Regions from separate parts of the Homo sapiens genome. Here region 2 is linked to region 1. Evidence: chromatin loops called from intact Hi-C (ENCODE). Cell type or tissue: Calu3. All regions are shown on one strand. Each heading gives the region's core, and the rest is flanking DNA. Links, peaks and the distances in the headings are about the cores only.

Region 1 (10,914 bases), core at 1,144-9,143:
TGGCTATTTTACTTTTACATTATTTTCAGGGAAGCCTCCTTAACATTATTTCCAAAAGTTCTATTAATTTAAAAAATCTCTAGAATCAGTTTTTAATTTTCAAGAGTGTTTCTTTTTTCCTAAATGTTCTCTTTCATAGCACAGTAAGGCTATTGATTTGGTTTTTGATTTTGCCCATTGCTGACTTTGTTTGTAGGACATCCTTTTATTTTCTTTTCCTCCTATTCCTCTTTCTCTGTCTCATCCTCCTTTTCTTCCTTCTCTCCTCTTTTGATTCTCCTTCTCCTCCTCCCCTTCTTCCCTTTCCACTCCTTCTCCTACTTTTTCTCTTTCTTCTTCTCCTCCTCAGGTTTTGACTAGTCATTTACCATTTGTTCATTTGCTCTCTAGCTTATAAAAATCTGTGTGTTATTATCTCCTCTTTTTTTGTGGATTTATTTCTTCAAAAATTCTTTTACTTTTTTTGTATTGAGTATTGGGGAGAAAGTCAAATATTTGCTTATTTGTTATGTTTGTCTAGAACAAATACTGCTATATATTTTATGATGAAAACATGTCGACTTTGGAATAATAACTACAAAAATCTATACTATGTTATTTAAAAAATATCCCCGGCAGATTTCTTTGTTTTACCCATTTTAGTTTTATTTACAAGTATACTAAATATTTTCTGAGTCTCATAATAAAACAAGAGATGTTTCCAAAAAACCAACACATTTAATCTCTTAGAAGTGAATGTTTATTTTTAAATAATATCAACAATATCCAAATTTTGTCCCCAAATTTATGAAGACTATAAATCCTTGACTTCTTCATTTAAAGACACTTACTAGACATGTTCTCTGTTCCGGGTCCTGTACTAGGTTCTGAGAAATAGAAAGATGAGTCAGGACAGTCTCCTGTTAAGAAACTGCAGGACTGAACAGAGAATTCTGGAGATAATTTTTATGTTGAAAAAGTTACAATCCAAAGGAAGTTGATTAATATATCCAGGGTCACATATTTACTGAGCTGGGGTTGTGATTTGGGGCCCATTTGATTTATCTATTACAAATATGTTGTGGCTTCATCTATTGTATATATGTGTGTGGTCTTGTGGTGGTGCCAGTATGTTTGGTAATACAGCGGTGTTCGTTTTGGCTGTTCTAAGGCTGTGCTTTGATTCATGATCCCACATAGCCTAGGAACTAACGGTGCACATGAAGAAGTCAGTCTGCCTAGATTTGATTCCTGTGTAATTATAAGCCCTGTGGTGCCTCGATTTGTTTCTGTGTAAATGGGGATGATGATAGCAGTTAGTTGATAGGGGTATAGTGAATATTACAAGCATTAATATATTTAAGGGGTTTGGGAAAAATACTTGGCAATGGAAAACACTGCTCAAGTTTTAGCTATTATTATGGCCTGAGTTGTGCCAGCTTGCCTCCCTCAAATTCATATGTTGAAACCCTAACACTCAATGTGACTACATTTAGAAATGGGGCCTTTAGGGAGGTAATTAAGGTGAAATGGGGTCCTGAGGATGGGGCCCTAATCCAATAGGGCTTTTGTCATTAAAAGAGGAGGAAGAAGCCAGATGCAGTGCCTCACACGTGTAATCCCAGCACTTTGGGAGGCCGAGGCAGGCAGATCACCTGAGATCAGGAGTTTGAGACCAGCCTGGCAAATATGGTGAAACCCCGTCTCTACTAAAAATACAAAAATTAGCTGGGCATGGTGATGGATGCCTGTAATCCCAACTACTCGGGAGGCTGAGGCAGCAGAAACACATGAACCCTGGAGGCAGAGGTTGCAGTGAGCCGAGATCAAGCCACTGTACTCCAGCCTGGGTGACACAGTGAGACTCTGTCTCAAAAAATAAGAAAAATAAAGAGGAGGAAGAGACACCAGAGAGCTTGTTTGCTCTCTCCGTTCTCAGAAAGAAGTCGTATGAGGACACAGTGAGCAGGTGGCTATGTACAAGCCAGGAAGGGAGGCCTCTTTAGAAACCAACCCTGACCACTCCTTGACCTTGAGATTCTAGCCTCCGGAACAATAAGAAAATAAATTCCTGTTGTTTAAGCAATGCAGTCAGTGGTATTTTGTTATGGCAGCCCAAGCAGACTAATACAGCTGTCATTATTTGCCTACTGACTTGCACTGGATGTTCTTACTTGCTGCTCATCATCTCTTCCATCTGTGATAGTGGTCCTTTTGTGACTCCGGTGTCATCCTATCCTCATCAATGATACAGATTTACTTAAAGCATTTAGCTAGATTTTTAGAATCCAAAGAGTTATTAGACATTGTCTGAGTTCTTAAATTTAATATTTATTAAATTGGTCAACTGACAATTTTAGGGATTGTTTTCCTAGGTCCAAAAAATATTCAGGGAGGAAATGGGTCTTGAAGTATAACTCTAAGGAGTTATTGAAATAAAGGAGTAAAAATACTCAATATGGTCAGGTGCGGTAGTTCACGCCTGTATTCCTAGCACTTTGGGAGGCCAAAGCAGGCGGATTGCTAGAGCCTAAGAGTTTGAGACTAGCGTGGGCCACATAGCTAGACCTCATCTGTACAAAAAAATACAAAACTTAGCCGGATGTGGTGTCACACAACTGTAGTCTCAGATACTTGGGAGGTTGAGGTGGGAGGATCACCTGAGCCCAGGAAGTCGAGACTGTAGTGAGCTGTGATTCTGTCACTACACTCCAGCCTGGAAAACGGAGTAACACTCTGTCTTGGAAAAATAATAAATAATAAAGCAGAAATTGAGTGAGAAAATCTTAAAAGTTGGGAAAGTAGTGTCACTTTCTACCTGTGTCCTTGGACAAGCCACTTAACCTTGCTCAGTTTCAGTTTTTTTATCTGTGAAAGGCAAGGATATTAATAGTGCTTGATGAGTTGTCCATTTAAAAATTTCAAAATAATTGTCAAATAATATTTATGAATATTATTTGAAGATGTTTATCATGTATTTGAGGTAAAACCAATAAAGCAAAAATAGAGGGAGATCAGAAAAATGTTGGGGAGGAAGAGTCGGGTTAAATTTCGGAGAACCCTATGGGTCAGAAGTTTCAGGGTTCATTCTATTGGCACTGAGGAAATCTTGAGTTTGTAAGCATGGACATGGTATGGTTTTAGGAAAATTCATCTGCAATCTTACAGCAGAATATTTTTAGGCAGTGAGAAAGTAGATACATACAAATTAGCAATGTTTTACAATATTCTAAGAGAAAGAGGAGATAGATTAGTTTTATGGTAATTATACTAGGAATATAAGAAAGAAATACTATAAACATAGTAGCTTCAGGTTTGACCGCTAAATAGATGTGAGAAAGTGGTCAGAATCAAGTATGATTATGAGATTTTTGAGCCTACCCTAGTATCAAAGAAAATAATGAATAATTTGTATTGCAGAGACAAATATGTTATTTTCATTTGAAGTAATTGTGTGTGTGTGTGTGTGTGTGTGTGTGTGTGTGTGTGTAATATGCAAATGGAGATACTTCAGCTATAGCTGACCATGAAGCTCAATGAAAACACCTAAGAGTGAATTGTACAGCTGCTTGACAACAGAAAAAAAGACTTTTAGAACATTACTGGTTAAGATGACAAGAATATAATTTTTTGGTTGCTTAATCACTTAAGCAATGAAAATTTGAGTCTAGTCAGATGTGGTCAGTAAAGCTTAAAATTAATCAGGTATGGTGGTGCTCATCTGTACAGCCCCAGCTACTCTAGAGGCTGAGGTGGGAGGAGCGAGCCTTGAGCACAGGATGTAGAGGCTGCAGTGAGCTGTAATTGCATCACTGCAGTCCAGCCTGGGCAACAGAGTGAGACCCTGTCTTCCAAAGGTGTCTACCTTTTTAAAAGGTAGTCACCTAAGACACTTCCAATTATAAAGACTTTATTGTTATGACAGCTTCAAACACAGGTGGATTAAAACAAATCTGTGTGTTAAATAGTCTTACATAAAACACAGAAAATTTAATCTTTTCTAAAATTTATATTAGTAGACTTCATTGTTCTTCATGTTTCTCAATTTAATTTTTCGATGGCTGGATTCAACAGAAATTTTGTCACTTGGGTAGTAAGTGGAAGGGACTATTACTTCAACTTCATCAAAGTGCAGTAGAGTAACTATCTGTCACACCAGCAAAGATAGATTTTCCAAAAGAAAATATTGAATACTTTGAGAACTAGTTATAGCTAACATTTTTTAAGTGATTACAAACTAAGATGCTGGATTTTTAAAAAATTGAGTAATTTACCCACCATGACAACAACAGATGATATTAACATCTTTATGGATGAGAAAAGCTAGTTTTATTGTTTTAAATCAATAATTCTTAATCCCAGCATTTTGGGAGGCCAAGGAGGGCAGATCACGAGGTCAGGAGTTCAAGACCTCGTTGAACTCCAGTTCAGCCAGTTCAGCCTGGCCAACATAGTGAAACCCCATCCCTACTAAAAACACAAAAAATTAGCAGGGCATGGTGGCGGGTGCCTGTAATCCCAGCTCCTCCAGAGGCTGAGGCAGGAGAATCCGTTGAACCTGGGACGGGGAGGTTTGAGTGAGCCTAGATCACACCATTGCACCCCAGCCCAACCGACAGTTCAAGACTTCATCTCAAAATAAATAAATAAATGCAAACAAAATAATAATGATAATTCTTGAACTTTGGTATATAACAAAATCACTTAGAAGAAGGTCTGGCCTTCTTTGCATTTTTACCAAGTCCCACAGGTGCTTCTGAATGCCACCCAAGTTTTAGAAGCACTGGCTAATAGTGCTTCTGGCTAATATGCTAATAACTTACACTTTTAACTAACATGCTCTACAGTTTCCAACTATATCTGCTCTTTCAAATCACTAGGATATTTATATAGTTTCTAAAACAAATATCTAAATCACTCCTTCCTCCTTTGAACAAAATGTACTAATGGTCTCTCATCATTTAGGTTTTTAGTTAACTCTATTATAAAGAAGTTTGCTATCGATGTTAGATAAAAATGTAACAAATATATGTTGTATTTTGATGAATTGTCACTGTAAGTTTTCTTATAGAAAAAGGATGAAAGTATTGTAGAAGTCATTCCTATATTGGAAGTGGTGTTTAAGTCAGTGAATTGCCAGATGCCTGCAAACTGTCGTGTCTACAGACCTGTGAGACTATGCACGGCCTCTCCAAAGCTTGAAATACAATACAATGAACCTTGAATAATGTCCTGCCCTTAAACACTGGACATTCAAATAATTTGCACTATTAAGAGTATAAAATAAAGATAAACATTAGCATTAGTAGTTTAACATAAAAACAATCTACTATACTGCTTTTCTGAATGGGTTTTTCAAACGAGATTTTAGGTTTCTATAGAAGCAGGAGTTTCAGCCCTCAAACTTGAGCCAACTAATTTTCTGATGAGACACTAACAACAACTACAAATGTAGTTAAAATTTTCTCTTTCTGGCCAGAAGGAATTTTTCCTGTATTTGGAGAAGAAAATGATGTTCAGCTTGTGGACGATTCTGAAAAGGCTCTGAGTAATGCTTAGGGACACATGACTGTAGCACCCCCTGCTGATGACTTCTGGGATTAAAGTTCATGTGATACTGGTTTCAGCTCCATGATTCCTCAAGTCATTTCACTTTGCTGGTGAGACAGAAAAGTAATGTTATCTCAACTTGTCTTATTCAACAATTAAATTCTATTAGTTTTACATTGAAATTCTAAATCCTAAGATTTATTGGGTTATTGATAATTTTTATCACCTGTTGGTAATCTATTCATTTCATTCATCCATTCAGCAAACACTGAGTGCCCACTCTCTGGCTGTTGATGTTTTAGTTGTATGAGATATAGCTGTTAACAAAACGAACTTACTTCCTTCATGGGGTTTACATACTGGGGTGGAGTGGGGGAAGAGAGGGTTAAAGATAGAGAAAGAGGGAGGAAGGGAGAGAAACAGGGAGGAAGGGAGAGGGAGAGGGAGAAACAGAGGAAGAGGGAGAAAGAGGGAGAGGGAAGGAGAGAGGAAGAGAGAGAAGTTGATATACAGCATGTCAGATGATGATAAGCATTATGGAGATATTAAAAAGAAACAAGGTAAGAAGAAAAGCAAATGCAGGTGAGGATTGAGAAATTCTTTTTTTTTTTTTTTTTTTACAAGATGGTCTTCATTTTATGAGATTTTTCTTCCCACACATTGAAATAATTCACTAAAAACAAGCAGTCCTCCCTCAGCAATTAGAGTAATAATAAGTCCCAATCAGAAGTCAAGCACAGAGGGGAGGCAGTGTTAGTCATGGGAGGCAGATCTGTTAACGGAGGGACAAGGCATATTTTTGGAGAAACTTTTATATTCAAAATCTAACAATCTTTACCTAGCATCAGTACTAAATTTGAAGAAGTACATGAGACCAAGTTCCTTTGTTCTATTTATTGTTTCAAAATCTGAATTGTTTGTCACTTACAGAGCAAGGAGAACAGAGCACTGTAAGAATGATCTCAAGGTCTTTGTGATCATTGTTACAAGGTCACAGCTGTTTGCACATTGTATTTCAAAATCTGAAAGTATGTTATCACAATCCCATTCTTAACATGAACACATCTACCCAATGGGTGGGGAAGGACTTTAGCTGTTTCTCTGTTCCAGTCCCCTGCCCTAGGACCACCCAGCTGGCAAGGGCCACATCCTGACCATCTCTTGTGGTCAGAGCACAGGGTGACCACATTTATGGAGCTCAAATGAGCCAAGTCTCAAAGCAATGGAATGAACAATTTGTTTCCACTTATGTTAAACCAGGGAAGAAAAAAAATCATTGAATACATTAAATAACATAGGTCAATAGAAAGAAATGTATTTCAAAAAGGATAGTCTGTTGCGAACACAAGATGACAGCCATAGCTTAGGACGTTGACTGCCTTCAGTTCCCCTGTCTGCTCTCCCTATCAGTGCTACACCCAGGGTCAAACCCAACTCTAGATCAATCAAGGGTCTGCCTTTTCAACATCTACACCCATGCTGCTATGTATGCTCAAGAAAAATCACACACTTTTATGGGATTAGAAAGTGACAAACGTATGATCCTCAAAATAGCCTGGAAAATTCTCATTGTGTTTCTAGTCAATTCCATCTCCTATTTTTAACTTTGGCTTCTCTTCTCAACTGCTGACCTTATCACAACCCTTCCCTCAGGAGAAGAGCTAACTTTTTATTGCAGGCAGAAAAGAGAAAATACCTGATTGTTATTCCCTAAGCATCCTATCACCTATAAAGGTATCTGCATCTACTTAATCCTTCCTAATTCCTTCCTACTTTAGTGGGAAAGGTCTTCTCCTTGCTGTTCAAGGATGATCCTTTCTCAAGTATTCCCGTATTCTCAGTGACATGGCACCATCCTTCATCTATTCATCTCTTCATTCCCTTTGCCTACTGGCTTCTAAGGCTCTATGAAAATAATAAGTCAGTGGGCTTTGGAGAAAACCTGTAGAGAGTTCCTCTCAAACTCAATTTCCTCATTTGTCAAATGGGGATCAGAGCTCCTCTCTTACAGTGTCTTTGTAAGGATTAAGTGATGCAATATAAAAATCACTTGGAGCACAGCAAATATTCCAGAAACCCGACAGTTTGTGTTACTCCTGTTGCAGTGTACTACCAATTTATTTGTAATAGTCCTTTACAAAGCACGTTTACATGCCTTTCCAATTCTATCCTTACAAAAGCTTATAATATAAGCAGGACAGATCTAGAAATTGATTCAAAGTAATAAATTTTCTTTCTCAAGGTCACGGAGCTAGGTGGTGGTGGATTTAGGACTCAAAATAAGATTTTCTGAATCCTGCCTGCTTCATTGCTTGTGCACCTACATTTACTGCCTTTTTAGTTTTTGAATCCTTATGGGAAGTATGCTATCAGTTGTGGATTTGGACTCATTTGAACTCAGGAGCTAATGAACTGCTTTTGTTATAAAATAAAATTGTATTTCTCTGTGCAGATATCATTTGTGTTTTTCTTTGTATCGTGGATTACTTACAAGTTTGATGTTCTTTATGTATGCAAAGTGGGATAGGCATTAAGTGCATTACCTGAAGCAAAGACTACAGCTGTGTGAGGTTGATGAAACTACAATAGATTTCACAAAGTGCTTTTTGTGAACAAAATTCTAAACACTTATGACAAAGTCTATATAACATATGGTCTAGCATCCATTTAAATTTGCAAATGTAAAACATGCACAAAGAGGAAATATGTGAGTTTTATTTTCTTTCTCAGTCTTTTTTAATAGACTCCAGGTTTAAAGGAATTTGGGGAATTAAGTTAGTTCAGTTTGCTATTTTCAAGATTATATATGGGTCACCTGAATTTCAAGATACTTCATAGCTTGTGTTAACAACTTACGTCAGTATGAAATAACTTTATGGACATGGTTTCTTTATTTCGTTTGGGGGAGACAGAACTGTATATTTCTTGACCTTCTAAAAAACTGAGATAACAAATGAATACTCAGGAATATGTGTCATGGTACTGGCATAAATTAATGTTAGAGAGCAGAATTCAAAGAATTCTGGGAGGGTTAGGATTGCTACGGTTGAAGAAAACTGCCTTACATAAGATCATGCCTGATCGTAAGGGCAGCCCACATCCAGTGGCCAATAAATGGAATTGTATAAAGGCTTGGCCTTCTTGCCTCAATTCACAACTGCTCTGAAGGATGTCAAAGAGAAATACTTAATAGCACTAGACGCTTATTAAAAGTGGCAAGGCTGATTTATTCAGCCTTCTGCAGTAGGAAAGAGACACTCCATTAAAAACTATGCTCACTTCCAACTAAGACAAAATTAACTAGGAGAAAATAGAGAGAACAAAAAAGGGCTATAAGGAAGTAAAATAAAGTAACTAAAGGGGACTGGGGGCTATGGGGAAGTGAAAAAATATGTGATGGGGGATAAGTGGAAAATTATTGAAAATCATTTGGCAATGTACATTGGGACAATGTGCACTTTGTTACATTTTCTTGAGCAAAGACTCAGCCTAGGGGCTGGTGCCACCTCTAGAAATACCACCTAGGGGAGGTAGGAGTCAGGCTAAAGTTTGGCCAAGTCTCTCAGCACTGTGTTCAGGCAGGTCCTTTGTGCCACCTGGAAGTTCACAGTCCACAAGGTGCACACCTTTGAGACTACAATGACATCCAACTTCTCCCTCTGCTCAATCAATCCTCCATCCATTCTCCAATCTTCACAGGTACAGATCCCAAGAGCTCTAATGAACATCCTGTATGCTAGACTCCAGCTGAGGCGGTTTCTCAGGTCCTCCAGCTTCTTATGTTTCTCATAATTATAACCCATGGGCATTTCATACATTTGAAATGGAAGATTCTTTTTTCTCTCTGCAGACATCTTGCTAATTAAGTAAAAGATTACTATAGCCTTGGAACACGTGTCAGCTATAGGATTGTAGCACTTCCTTTCTGCTAAAAAGATGTGGTTCCTTTTGGCTGACACATTTTAAGTCATTTGTGGGTAAATTTCTACACATTCTATGCTTGACTTTTTGTATGTGTGTTTTTTTATTACTGAAATGATATATTATATTCCTAAATAACAGAAATGGATCAATTGTTCAAAGGCCATCCACTAAATCATAAATATAGAGACATAGTAACATAAATGCTACAACTCAAACAACATTATAAATATAATCTACTACCTTTTAAGTACAGAATAAATTACATGGGTATAGCATGTAAATCTGACATGGTGTTTTTACACAAGCAGTCATAAAAGTTGCCAACAGGAAGGAGAACTGTATATAATAGAATTGGATTTTACTGGACCAATAAAGTGATTCATCTACCTCTATTCTTTGGAACATTGTTTGTATTGAAAATTTGTTGAATAGCATCAAGAAACCAATGAAGCTATCACATATTTTTAAAACAAAGCACAGTGATCTCGCTAGTCAACCAAATTAGATGTATTTTTTTTAGAATAAGTGAAAAATATTGCTTTCTTTCATGCAATTGATCAATTTAGTTGCTAAAAATAAAGACTCAAAGTTCTAGTTCTTGAAAAAGAAATATTTAAAAACAAATGCAAGGTTATATAGCCTCAGAAAGAAAGCAGTAGAAGCAATTTTCAGAATTTGTTTTATTAAATAGTATTGACGAGCATCAAATAATACCAACTCATACAATGTCCAAAAGTAATAACTCTCTCAGACAGATAATCTTATGGTGGGACAAATCCTTGAAATGCAGAGACTGAATGAGCTCGTGGCACTTATGTGAAACACGTGAGAGAGAGGTGGTCTATGAGATTTTGTTTTATTATGAGAACCCCATGGTACAGAAGAAGTGGTGTTTTAATTTAGGTGATGATTACTTGGTGAGCCGTAATGAAACCTGGATACAGTGTGCTCACATTGGCACTAAAGTACAATTTATGTAGAGGTAGCAGGAAGGCCATTGCTACTTGAAGGCAGCTCTACATACAGCTTTACCACAAAGTGAACGTGTTACACAAATGAAATATGAGTAATTCATGATGCTGAAGGGTGAATGAGCAGCTCTGAACTAAGACTGCTTTAAAGTTTATAACACTCTTAGTGTTGCGGGAAGTCAGGGACCCCAAACGGAGGGACCGGCTGGAGCCGTGGCAGAGGAACATAAATCGTGAAGATTTCATGGACATTTATCAGTTCCCAAATAATACTTTTATAATTTCTTATGCCTGTCTTTACTTTAATCTCTTAATGCTGTTATCTTAGTAAGCTGAGGATATATGTCACCTCAGGACCACTATGATAATTGTGTTAACTGTACAAGTTGATTGTAAAACACGTGTGTTTGAACAATATGAAATCAGTGCACCTTGAAAAAGAAGAAAATAACAGCAATTTTTAGGGAACAAGGGAAGACAACCATAAGGT
Region 2 (10,914 bases), core at 1,190-9,189, 140 kb before region 1:
TTTCGAGTGAGTTTCTTAATCCTGAGTTCTAGTTTGATTGCACTGTGGTCTGAGAGACAGTTTGTTATAATTTCTGTTCTTTTACATTTGCTGAGGAGAGCTTTACTTCCAAGTATGTGGTCAGTTTTGGAATAGGTGTGGTGTGGTGCTGAAAAAAATGTATATTCTGTTGATTTGGGGTGGAGAGTTGTGTAGATGTCTATTAGGTCCACTTGGTGCAGAGCTGAGTTCAATTCCTGGGTATCCTTGTTAACTTTCTGTCTCATTGATCTGTCTAATGTTGACAGTGGGGTATTAAAGTCTCCCATTATTATTGTGTGGGAGTCTAAGTCTCTTTTTAGGTCACTCAGGACTTGCTTTATGAATCTGGGTGCTCCTGTATTGGGTGCATATATATTTAGGATAGTTAGCTCTTCTTGTTGAATTGATCCCTTTACCATTATGTAATGGCCTTCTTTGTCTCTTTTGATCTTTGTTGGCTTAAAGTCTGTTTTATCTGAGACTGGGATTGCAACCCCTTCCTTTTTTTGTTTTCCATTTGCTTTGTAGATCTTCCTCCATCCTTTTATTTTGAGCCTGTGTGTCTCTGCATGTGAGATGGGTTTCCTGAATACAGCACACTGATGAGTCTTGACTCTTTATCCAATTTGCCAGTCTGTGTCTTTTAATTGGAGCATTTAGTCCATTTACATTTAAAGTTAATATTGTTATGTGTGAATTTGATCCTGTCATTATGATGTTAGCTCGTTATTTTGCTCGTTAGTTGATGCAATTTCTTCCTAGCCTTGATGGTCTTTACAATTTGGCATGATTTTGCAGTGGCTGGTACTGGTTGTTCCTTTCCATGTTTAGTGTTTCCTTCAGGAGCTCTTTTAGGGCAGAGCTGGTGGTGACAAAATCTCTCAGCATTTGCTTGTCTGTAAAATATTTTATTTCTCCTTCACTTATGAAGCTTAGTTTGGCTGGATATGAAATCCTGGGTTGAAAATTCTTTTCTTTAAGAATGTTGAATATTGGCCCCCACTCTCTTCTGGCTTGTAGAGTTTCTGCCGAGAGATCCGCTGGTAGTCTGATGGGCTTCCCTTTGTGAGTAACCTGACCTTTCTCTCTGGCTGCCCTTAACATTTTTTCCCTCATTTCAACTTTGGTGAATCTGACAATTATGTGTCTTGGAGTTGCTCTTCTCAAGGAGTATCTTTGTGGCATTCTCTCTATTTCCTGAATCTGAATGTTGGCCTGCCTTGCTAGATTGGGGAAATTCTCCTGGATAATATCCTGCAGAATGTTTTCCAACTTGTTTCCATTCTCCCTGTCACTTTCAGGTACACCAATCAGACGTAGATTTGGTCTTTTCACATAGTCCCATATTTCTTGGAGACTTTGTGTGTTTCTTTTTGTTCTTTGTTCTCTAAACGTCCCTTCTCACTTCATTTCATTCATTTCATCTTCCATCACTGATACCCTTTCTTCCAGTTGATCGCATCGGCTCCTGAGGCTTCTGCATTCTTCACGTAGTTCTCAAGCCTTGGCTTTCAGCTCCATCAGCTCCTTTAAGCACTTCTCTGTATTGGTTATTCTAGTTATACATTCTTCTAAATTTTTTTCAAAGTTTTTAAATTCTTTGCCTTTGGTTTGAATTTCCTCCTGTAGCTCAGAGTAGTTTGATTGTCTGAAGCCTTCTTCTCTTAACTCGTCAAAGTCATTCTCCGTCCAGCTTTGTTCTGTTGCTGGTGAGGAACTGCATTCCTTTGGAGGAGGGGAGGCGCTCTGCTTTTTAGAGTTTCCAGTTTTTCTGCTCGGTTTTTTCCCCATCTTTGTGATTTTATCTACTTTTGGTCTTTGATGGTGGTGATGTACAGATGGGTTTTTGGTGTGGATGTCCTTTCTGTTTGTTAGTTTTCCTTCTAACAGACAGGACCCTCAGCTGCAGGTCTGTTGGAGTTTGCTAGAGGTCCGCTCCAGACCCTGTTTGCCTGGGTATCAGCAGTGGTGGCTGCAGAACGGCGGATTTTCATGAACCAGGAATGCTGCTCTCTGATCATTCCTCTGGAAGTTTTGTTTCCGAGGAGTATGCGGCCGTGTGAGGTGTCAGTCTGCCCCTACTGGGGGGTGCCTCCCAGTTAGGCTGCTCATGGGTCAGGGGTCAGGGACCCACTTGAGGAGGCAGTCTGCCCGTTCTCAGATCTCCAGCTGTGTGCTATGAGAACCACTACTCTCTTCAAAGCTGTCAAACAGGGACATTTAAGTCTGCAGAGGTTACTGCTGTCTTTTTGTTTGTCTGTGCCCTGCCCCCAGAGGTGGAGCCTACAGAGGCTGGCAGGCCTCCTTGAGCTGTGGTGGGCTCCACCCAGTTCGAGCTTCCAGGCTGCTTTGTTTACCTAAGCAAGCCTGGGCAATGGTGGGCGCCCCTCCCCCAGCCTCACTGCTGCCTTGCAGTTTGATCTCAGACTGCTCTGCTAGCAATCAGTGAGACTCCGTGGGCATAGGACCCTCCGAGCCAGGTGCGGGATATAATCTCGTGGTGCGCCGTTTTTTAAGCCCATCGGAAAAGCGCAGTATTAAGGTGGGAGTGACCTGATTTTCCAGGTGCCGTCTGTCACCCCTTTCTTTGACTAGGAATCGGAACTCCCTGACCCCTTGCAGAGTGAGGCATTGCCTCACTCTGATTCGGCTCGCACATGGTGCACTGCACCCACTGTCCTGTGCCCACTGTCTGGCACTCCCTAGTGAGATGAACCTGGTACCTCAGATGGAAATTCAGAAATCACCCATCTTCTGCATCGCTCATGCTGGGAGCTGTAGACTGGAGCTGTTCCTATTCGGCCATCTTGGCTGCCCCACCAAGCATTTCTCCAATATACTTGTTGTCCAGTTGTGTTTCTTCCTTTGGGAAATAGCTATTTAGCTCATTTGCCCATTTTTAAAATCAGATTGTTTTACTGCTGTTCAGTTGTTTGAGCGCCTTGTACACTTTGGATATTAATCCCTTTTCAAATGAATAGTTTGCAAATATTTTCTTCCGTTCTACACATTGCCTCTTTATATCTGTTGATTGTCTTATTTCTTGTGCCAAAACTTTTTGGTTTGATGTAAACCCAATCTATTTTTGTTTTTGTTGCCTGTGTTTTGGGAATCTTACCCATTAAATACTTGCCCAATGTCTTCAAGTATTTCTCCTGGGTTTTCTTTTAGTAGTTTTATAGTTTTGGGCCTTACATTTAAGTCTTTAATCGATTTGAGTTGATTTGTGTGCATGGTGAGATGCAAGGGTCTCGTTTCTTTCTTCTGCATATAGATATTCAGTTTTCCCAACTCCATTTATTGAAGTGGTGATTCTTTCTCTAATGTTCTTGGGAACTCTATAGAAAATCAGTTGGCTGTAAATTGTAGATTTCTGGGTTCTCTATTCTGTTCCATTGGATTATGTGTACATTTTTATGCTAGTATCATGATGTTTTGGTTATTAAAGCTTTGTAGTATATTTTTAAGTCAGGTAGTGTGATTTCTCCAGGTTTGTTGTCTTTGCTTTAACTATTATGTGTCTTTTGTGCTTCCATACAAATTTTCGAATTGCTTTTTCTATTTCTATGAAAAATAGCATTGGAATTTTGATAGGGATTACATTGAATCTGAAGATTACTTGGAGTAAGTAGTATGCATATATGAACAATATCAATTCTTTCAATACATGAATATGCAGTCTTTTCACATCTTTTTGTGTCCTCTTCAGTTTCTTTAATTGGTGTTTTGTAGTTTTTATTGTAGAGATCTTTTACCTCCTTGGTTAAATTTATTCTTTGATATTTGTGGACTTTAGCTGCTGTAAAGAAGATTGCTTTTGTATTTTTTTCAGCTAGTTTGTGATTGGGGTCAAGAAACACTACTGGGTTTTGTATGTTAATTTTTTTAAAAAGTCAATTTTAAATTCTGCAACTTTAATGAATTCCTTTAGTATATCTAATAGGTTTTTTTCTTGGTAAGTCGTCTTTAGGTTTTTCTATATATAAGATCATGTCATCTGCAAAGAAGGACAATTTTACTTCCTCTTATCTAATATACATGACCTTTATTTCTTTCTCTTGCCTCATTGCTTTGGCTAGGACTTCCAGACCACGTTGAATAAGAGTGGTGAGAGTATTTTATATTTATTATTTTTATTATTGACTCTTTTAAACTAAGAGCAAACAGCAAAATTCTCTTTGGAAAGTATGGATGTGCAGGTTGATAAAAATCTGTAAGCTGCCACTGTGGGCATATTTTTGACTGAGGAAAGTAATTGGGGTTTGGGCATACATGACTCCTTGTCTACACTTCTTCATCCTCCATATTCAAATGTCAAGTTCCAGCTCCAGATGGTTTGTGTGAAATTCAACTCAGGCAAATGTCAATATTCACTGAGTGGAGTCAGAGGGGAACAAGATTCTAAATAACTCTTACATACGTTACCTCATTTAATTCCTTCAGAAATCAGGTATTAGATATTTAAATACTGTTTTAATAATAAAGAAAATGTGACTGTAGGGAAATTTGGTAAATTGATCAAAAGAGTAAATGATAGTAAAAAATCGAACCCAGTGACTACAGCTTCAATGCCCATTCTTTTAACCATTGGGTTTTCTTGCAAACCCTTGTGTTAACTACAAAGATAAATTAACAGGAATGAACAGAGTGCTAGGGAACAGAATTGGAAGCAGCTCGTTTGTGAGGCTAGGTAGGTCTCCATGATAGCTTTGGTACAGGGTTGGCCACCAGGTGGAGGATATCAGAAAAGTAATTTAGTCTCAGCAAATAGAGGTTGAGTTCTATATGGAATCAGATAAGCCGTTCCTCAGCTTAATGGCTATGCTACAGAGCTATGTTGTGGGTTTTGGGGAATTGAGGTAAAATCAGGCACTTAAGAATCAGGAAGAGGTCAGAAATTGTCATGATTAGCACCCAGAACTAATGTTTTATTCTTCTTTTACAGAATAGTGCAGCCTCTCTAGACCATTTTCAAAAAAAGCGCTTGTCTTGCAAACTGATAATTACTTTGCTTTTGGGGGTATATGGAGTGTGTGTGCATGTGTATGTGTGTGGAAGAGTCTAATGGACAGAATTTCCCAAATCAGATACAGTACAGGACACTTCAGGTTAGCAAGCCCAATAAGGGAAGCAAGGTTAGAAATCTGTAGACTTTGACTTCATTTTTTATTTATCTGAGGATAAGTGGCAATATGGGGGCATAAGCTAACCTGTGCAAAAGTTATTGGTTTCTATATTATCAAAATTACTGAAATTATGTCATCTTACTAAACACGTTTTAAAATGACATGTTTTGTCAAGTCATGGTACATTGTGATGTGACATTTTAGTTTCTGCTTTATAAACATGAATGTAAGACAAACTTTAGATTGAAAAAAGAAATTAAACCATTCAAAAAGCCTGGGAAGATAACAGATATAAAGTGTTTGTACAATAAAAATACTTTAAAAAATCTAATTAAAAATAAACATTTTATATATAGATAGTAAAAAATTTAATCTTCAAAAGGAAATATAAAATGTAACCCTCTCTTTCCCATTTCTATCCCTGTCAATTCTATTTCCCCAAATGTAACTCCTGCTTTCAGTAGTATTTTTTCTGGGGGCCTCACTGAAAAATATATGCATTATTAAACCATATGTATAAATTGTAGTTATATATTACATAAATAGAAATTACATATTTATGTAATTTTTGATGCATGAGTTTATAGAATATGTGCTTTCTATACTTCTAATGTCATAGTGCTATTTCCATAATTGCAAATGTTTGTACATGCAGTTTTATTAGGTGCTAGCAGATTTTAGCTACATACAGCCCAATTTATTTAAATATTAAGCTATAAATGGATATTAAGTTGTTTCCAGATTATTTTATCTAATATGTACAATCATTAAATCACTAGCAGTGCTATTATTGGGCCAAAAGTTATATTACTATCTAGGAATTAACTTTTCTCTGAAGAGTAAATATTGCCTATTAGCATAGGGTTTTCTAACCTTAAAAACTTAGAAAATATACTATAAGAAAATTGACTGAACTATAAATTTTTTCCTGACATTGGCATAAGTATAAACCAAATTAAAATATGATTTAAAATGATTGAGAAAAATATTTGCCAAAAGTAAAAATCAATATCCTTAATATATAGGGAATCCCCATCTACATACTACACAGTCCCCTTGACTGGCAGCAGACAGTACCTCAAAGGTTAAGTTGAGAGCCTGAAAGCATGGTTAAATGGACTTTGTGGAAACTAGACAGTAGGCAGTAGGTGTGTTCCTTGCTGGAAAATATAGAAGACAAAATCAAGGGAGCATAGAAGAGGTTCAAGCTTAGCAAAGGCAGGAGGGTCAAAAAGCCATAAAAAGTAGTTCCAACAGGTCACATACATGAGAGTAAAGGCAGAGGAAGATAATAAATTTATAGTGTGAAGCCATGGTATAGTGTGAAGCCATAGCTGTATGTATTCAATTTGCTTCAGCGAGACTCTTGAAGAATACCTAGGTTTAAAGAAATAGGAAGGATCTATTCAAAAGAAGATTCAGCCTCTGCAGAAATTTAATAAAACATGCTGAAATAGTGAAATGCATTTATTTTTTGCCTGTCAGTGTGTTATCTTCTCTATTGTTTACCTATTGCCTCAATCATTTACATAATAAAAAACCCAAAAACCTAGTGGTTTATGAAACAACCATTTTTTTATTTCTCCTGTACAATTGGGTAATTTCGCTTGTCAGTATTAGCCGGGGTGGGAGTTCTGGTCTTGGTTGGGATTTACTCACAAAACTGGTGGTTTTTATAGTATTGGCTCATTTAGGATGTCCTTGGCTAGCTCCAGGATCTCATCCTTCAGTAGGATGGCTTGGCCATGTTATCATGATTACAGGATTCAAGATAGGAACCACGAATGCAAATATACTTCTTTGCTTACACCAAGTTTGTTACTATCCCAATGGCCAAAGCAAGTCACATGACCAAGTTCATGGTCAGTATAACTATCAAAGGCTGTGGCTACAGCGAAGCCTGAATAATTGGGACTATGAGTGCAATCATCTACCACACATTCTCTCTTGCTTTTGGAACTTTTCCCATGACTGGAAGATTTTTCTTTACTTACCCATCCCCAGATCAATGGCTACTCAACCTTTAGACCTCAACTTTACTGCCATTTCTTAACAAAGTCTTCCCTGCCCCTCCTAGATTGGGTTGCATGCCATCACTGTGTGCTCTTACAGTCCCCTGCATATCTTCTGCCATATGACTTTCTGACTTAGAAACTCTGTGAGGATGGGGTCCATAGCTTGGCTTTAGTATTATCAGTTATTTTAAATGCATTTTCAGGAGGCTGTCAGCTTATACAAAATTCTACAGTATGTCCTAAATATATCTAAATCACATTTTAGTATAAAAATTAAATAACTACAAGTAACTTAAATGGTTTCCTTTATTTAACATGTATATAAAATTAAAATTGTCAAAATGTAAATGTAAAATACTAAATATCAAGTGGGTGGTCAAAACACATTTTATGCATCAAAAGATTTTACTAGGTCAGAAAAAAATCTGTCATATTCTGCATAGAGGTTATTTTTTCTCTCTCTTAACCTTTAACATGAATTATGTTGTATCTACATCTACATTAGATAAGTAAAAATGTGTGTGAAGATTCTACTGATGTGCCTCTGATGTGTTGAGGGTGTGTGGGTTAGAGAACAGCTTTCCTTTTCCTGCATTTAGGGTAGAATGCACACATTGACCATGCTGGCCATGACGTAATTAATGCCGAGGCCTCTAAAGTGATTTGTTTGAAAGAGTAGCTGGATTTTTGTTTTTAATTAGCATTTAGGAACTTGATCTCTGTAAAACACAAGCCTCAAACTAGCTACTCAGGAGAGCAAAAGAGAGGAGGAAGAACTGGACTTTTTTTCTCTTTTCCATCATATAACTCATGGTGAAAGCTAACTTTTTTTGGCCTTGAGGGAGGCAATAAAACTCATCACATAGACTTTAAATAGAAAACTGGGGGATTTAGGTTAACTGTAAAGACAAATTGCTTGAGAAAGAGGTCAATAAACTCAAAACATATTGAAAGGAGTTTGAACAATTTCTTTCCTAGAGGTCCTTAAGAACGAAATAGATTTTTAAAAAATGTGTTTGGGAGTTCTTAATCTTAAGCCAGACAAATATCTTTTCAGACCAATATGTACCATTTTTGAGTACTATAGTTTTACCATTTTTTATTCCAAATCTCAAAGGTTGGAGAAGTGTTCTACAATGTAGCTGGGATGTGTTTTAATTCAGTATGGTAAGACAGTAGACATGGAAATAATTGTCATAAAGGAAAAAGATTATACTCACAGATCTCTAGAAAAAGAAAACACACCATTCTATGCAGGGCTGCATGGGGAAGCAACAGCGTCGGTTAGAAGGCAGGAGAGGGAGAGGGAGAGGCCTGAGGTTTTATTGGGGTTTTTATGGGAAGAAATGGGTAAGGCAGGGTAAGTGCACTGAGTAAAGCTTAGTACAGGCTAGTCTGAAAGATTTTAACAGGCTCTGGGCTATAGGGGTGGAACCTACTATCCAGTACTTTATCCTGGGGCGATTTAGGGCAGAGAGAATATTGGCTTGGTGTGAGAGAATTTGATAAAGGAGATGGTTGGGTGTGTGGGCTCTGGATTGGTTGGTGTGCCTATCAAATGCATACTCAAAGAGGAGTAATTTTTCATCTCTATGAATAAGCTAGCCTGAGGAGAGGCAGTCTCTACAGGATTAAGGACCTAAATGCCAGAACATGAAGAATACAATATAGGAAATATAGTCAATATAGAAGAAATATAAGAAAATAAACAAGCAAACATAATCAATGTGGAAGAAAATCAAAATCAGACTCACAAATTACGTAGAAAATAATTGTCTTTTTCCTTTCCAATTTTAACCCTTTGGCTTTTAAAAATTATTGGATGTTTTCACTATGTAACTCATTTACGATGCCTATAGGAAAGAAGAATTAGTTCTCTAATTCAAAATATTAGTATAGTTTAAAACTTGTTGAATATTTATGTTAGGCAAGTCTTCATGTGCCTGACATTTTGTATGTTGATAAGAGTCCTAGCAATAATATTTCACCATGAAATAATTTTAATATTAGGGCTTTGGCTGTGTTCTCTGGCCTTCCCTTTACGTCATGAAGTCTAATGGTTATTATTTTTTCAAATTTTGGTGGCAGAAACATTTTTTTAAGATAAATCTCTTCATGAAGACTTTTCAGTGGGGCTATAGTAGGATTCAGAAGAAATGTGTTACCGTCATTATACAGCCAAAAAATCAACTAGGAAACTTTTAAGACATTCAATTTCCTTTTATCTTCAGTTTACTAATCTGTTAAATGAAATACAGTAGTTTCATCTCTGACATCATGTTACGCTACCTACCATATTGCATAGATCAGTTCTGAAATGTTATGTTTGGACATTTGGCTGAAAACCATAGGGAAACAGATTTTGACTCATATAAGAATCTTCTCAGCTGGATCCCAGTGGTTTGTGAGTTCCTGACACACATTGGAATTAGTCAATCCAAGGATGAGTATGCTTTCCACAAGGTTATGGTAGGGATCAAAATTTAGGTAGGTGGATTGAGTATAAGAACTTGTCTCATTTCAATTTATTCATTAAATTAATATTTCCAGATAATAATGATGCATTCCAGTATGGACCTACTATAGCATTGCATAGTTCATCATATCAATTAATACTTGAGAATATTATATAGTCTTCTAATGTTCCTTAATTATTTAGTACTTGTAGTCTTCATCTCCCCAGCCAGATTATGAATTACAGATTTTAAGAATAATCATGCTTATGTATCTTGACAGACATCCACTAAATAAATATTGCTTGAATTGAAATAGTTACACAAATCTTTGACAAAGCTTTAAGCAAAAGCTTTAAGCAGCTACTTCATAATTTAAAAAGTAATTTTCCCAACTGATTCTGGAACTATCACTTTCACCTTCCTTTGTATTTCCTCAAGGGCACAATCTCTGTTAAAAAAAATCACCCTCCTTCACACAAGTTGCTTGCTCCAAGTAATCGACTCACTTCTGTCTTGGTCTATTGAACAATATTACAATAGTCAATTACCCCAAGGAGTAACATTTTTTAACAGTATGTTTTTCTCTTGGACCTTTCAGAGTAAAGATAAGAGTCATTTAAGTTCTATTTTGTTTTCATTAACCCTCTTTAATTGCAAAAAGCCCTGCTATAACATTAAAAATAAGTCCCAGATGTACTGTGTATACTCCAAATGGAGGTATAAATAGTAACTTCGAATATTTTTAGGTGGTCTCCATGCATGAAAGTATGGCCTTGATATAACATAATTTGTGTGGATTGCCATATAAAAATGAACTGCTTTTTTAAGTAATGAGATACAATTTTTGCCATAGTTACAAGCTCATTAAATACCTGATGGATTTAATTTTGTAAAATTTACCCTCAGTCCTGACATTGTAAAAGTTATTTTATAATTTATTTTTGATTTATAAAAATAATATTTGGAATATATTTCCATTTAAAACTATTAGACCATGAAGATAAATCAAAGTATGCCTGCCCACTTAAAAATTCCAGTCTCTCTTCAAAAGTTAACCTCAGTATTGTTATTATTTCCTATGTAACTTGGGAGACATAAATACATATAGAAAAGTGTTTTGTATATATTCGAATAAATGTTGAAATTTTTTTCATAACTTTATTTCCTACAAATCTTGAAGAATTGTTTCACATCACAATATGATATTGTTGCGTTCCTTTTTACTGCTGTATCGTATTTCAACATTTGGGTATGCCATAGGTTAGTTAGATATCCCTATGCATAGAAATTTCTCGT

Evidence for each region. A loop is a pair of places that touch in the nucleus more often than their neighbours do. Peaks named below come from ENCODE experiments on the same cell type or tissue, not always from the same donor. Only the 100,000 strongest peaks of a DNase experiment are listed, where the experiment ranks them.
Region 2: it touches region 1 in a loop (8-fold over the local background); 2 of 110 quality-filtered maps call a loop at or near these places.

What each region holds. Positions count from the first base shown.
Region 1 is chr3:145,771,611-145,782,524 of GRCh38, reverse strand. No RefSeq gene overlaps it. Among named protein-coding and RNA genes, the nearest start is that of LNCSRLR, 290 kb to the left of the region's middle. In Calu3, for the core only: a CTCF peak has its summit at 5,563 (motif pointing left); a DNase peak (open chromatin) is centred at 5,554.
Region 2 is chr3:145,909,829-145,920,742 of GRCh38, reverse strand. No RefSeq gene overlaps it. Among named protein-coding and RNA genes, the nearest start is that of LNCSRLR, 150 kb to the left of the region's middle. In Calu3, for the core only: no CTCF peak of the experiment used is centred there; a DNase peak (open chromatin) is centred at 4,752.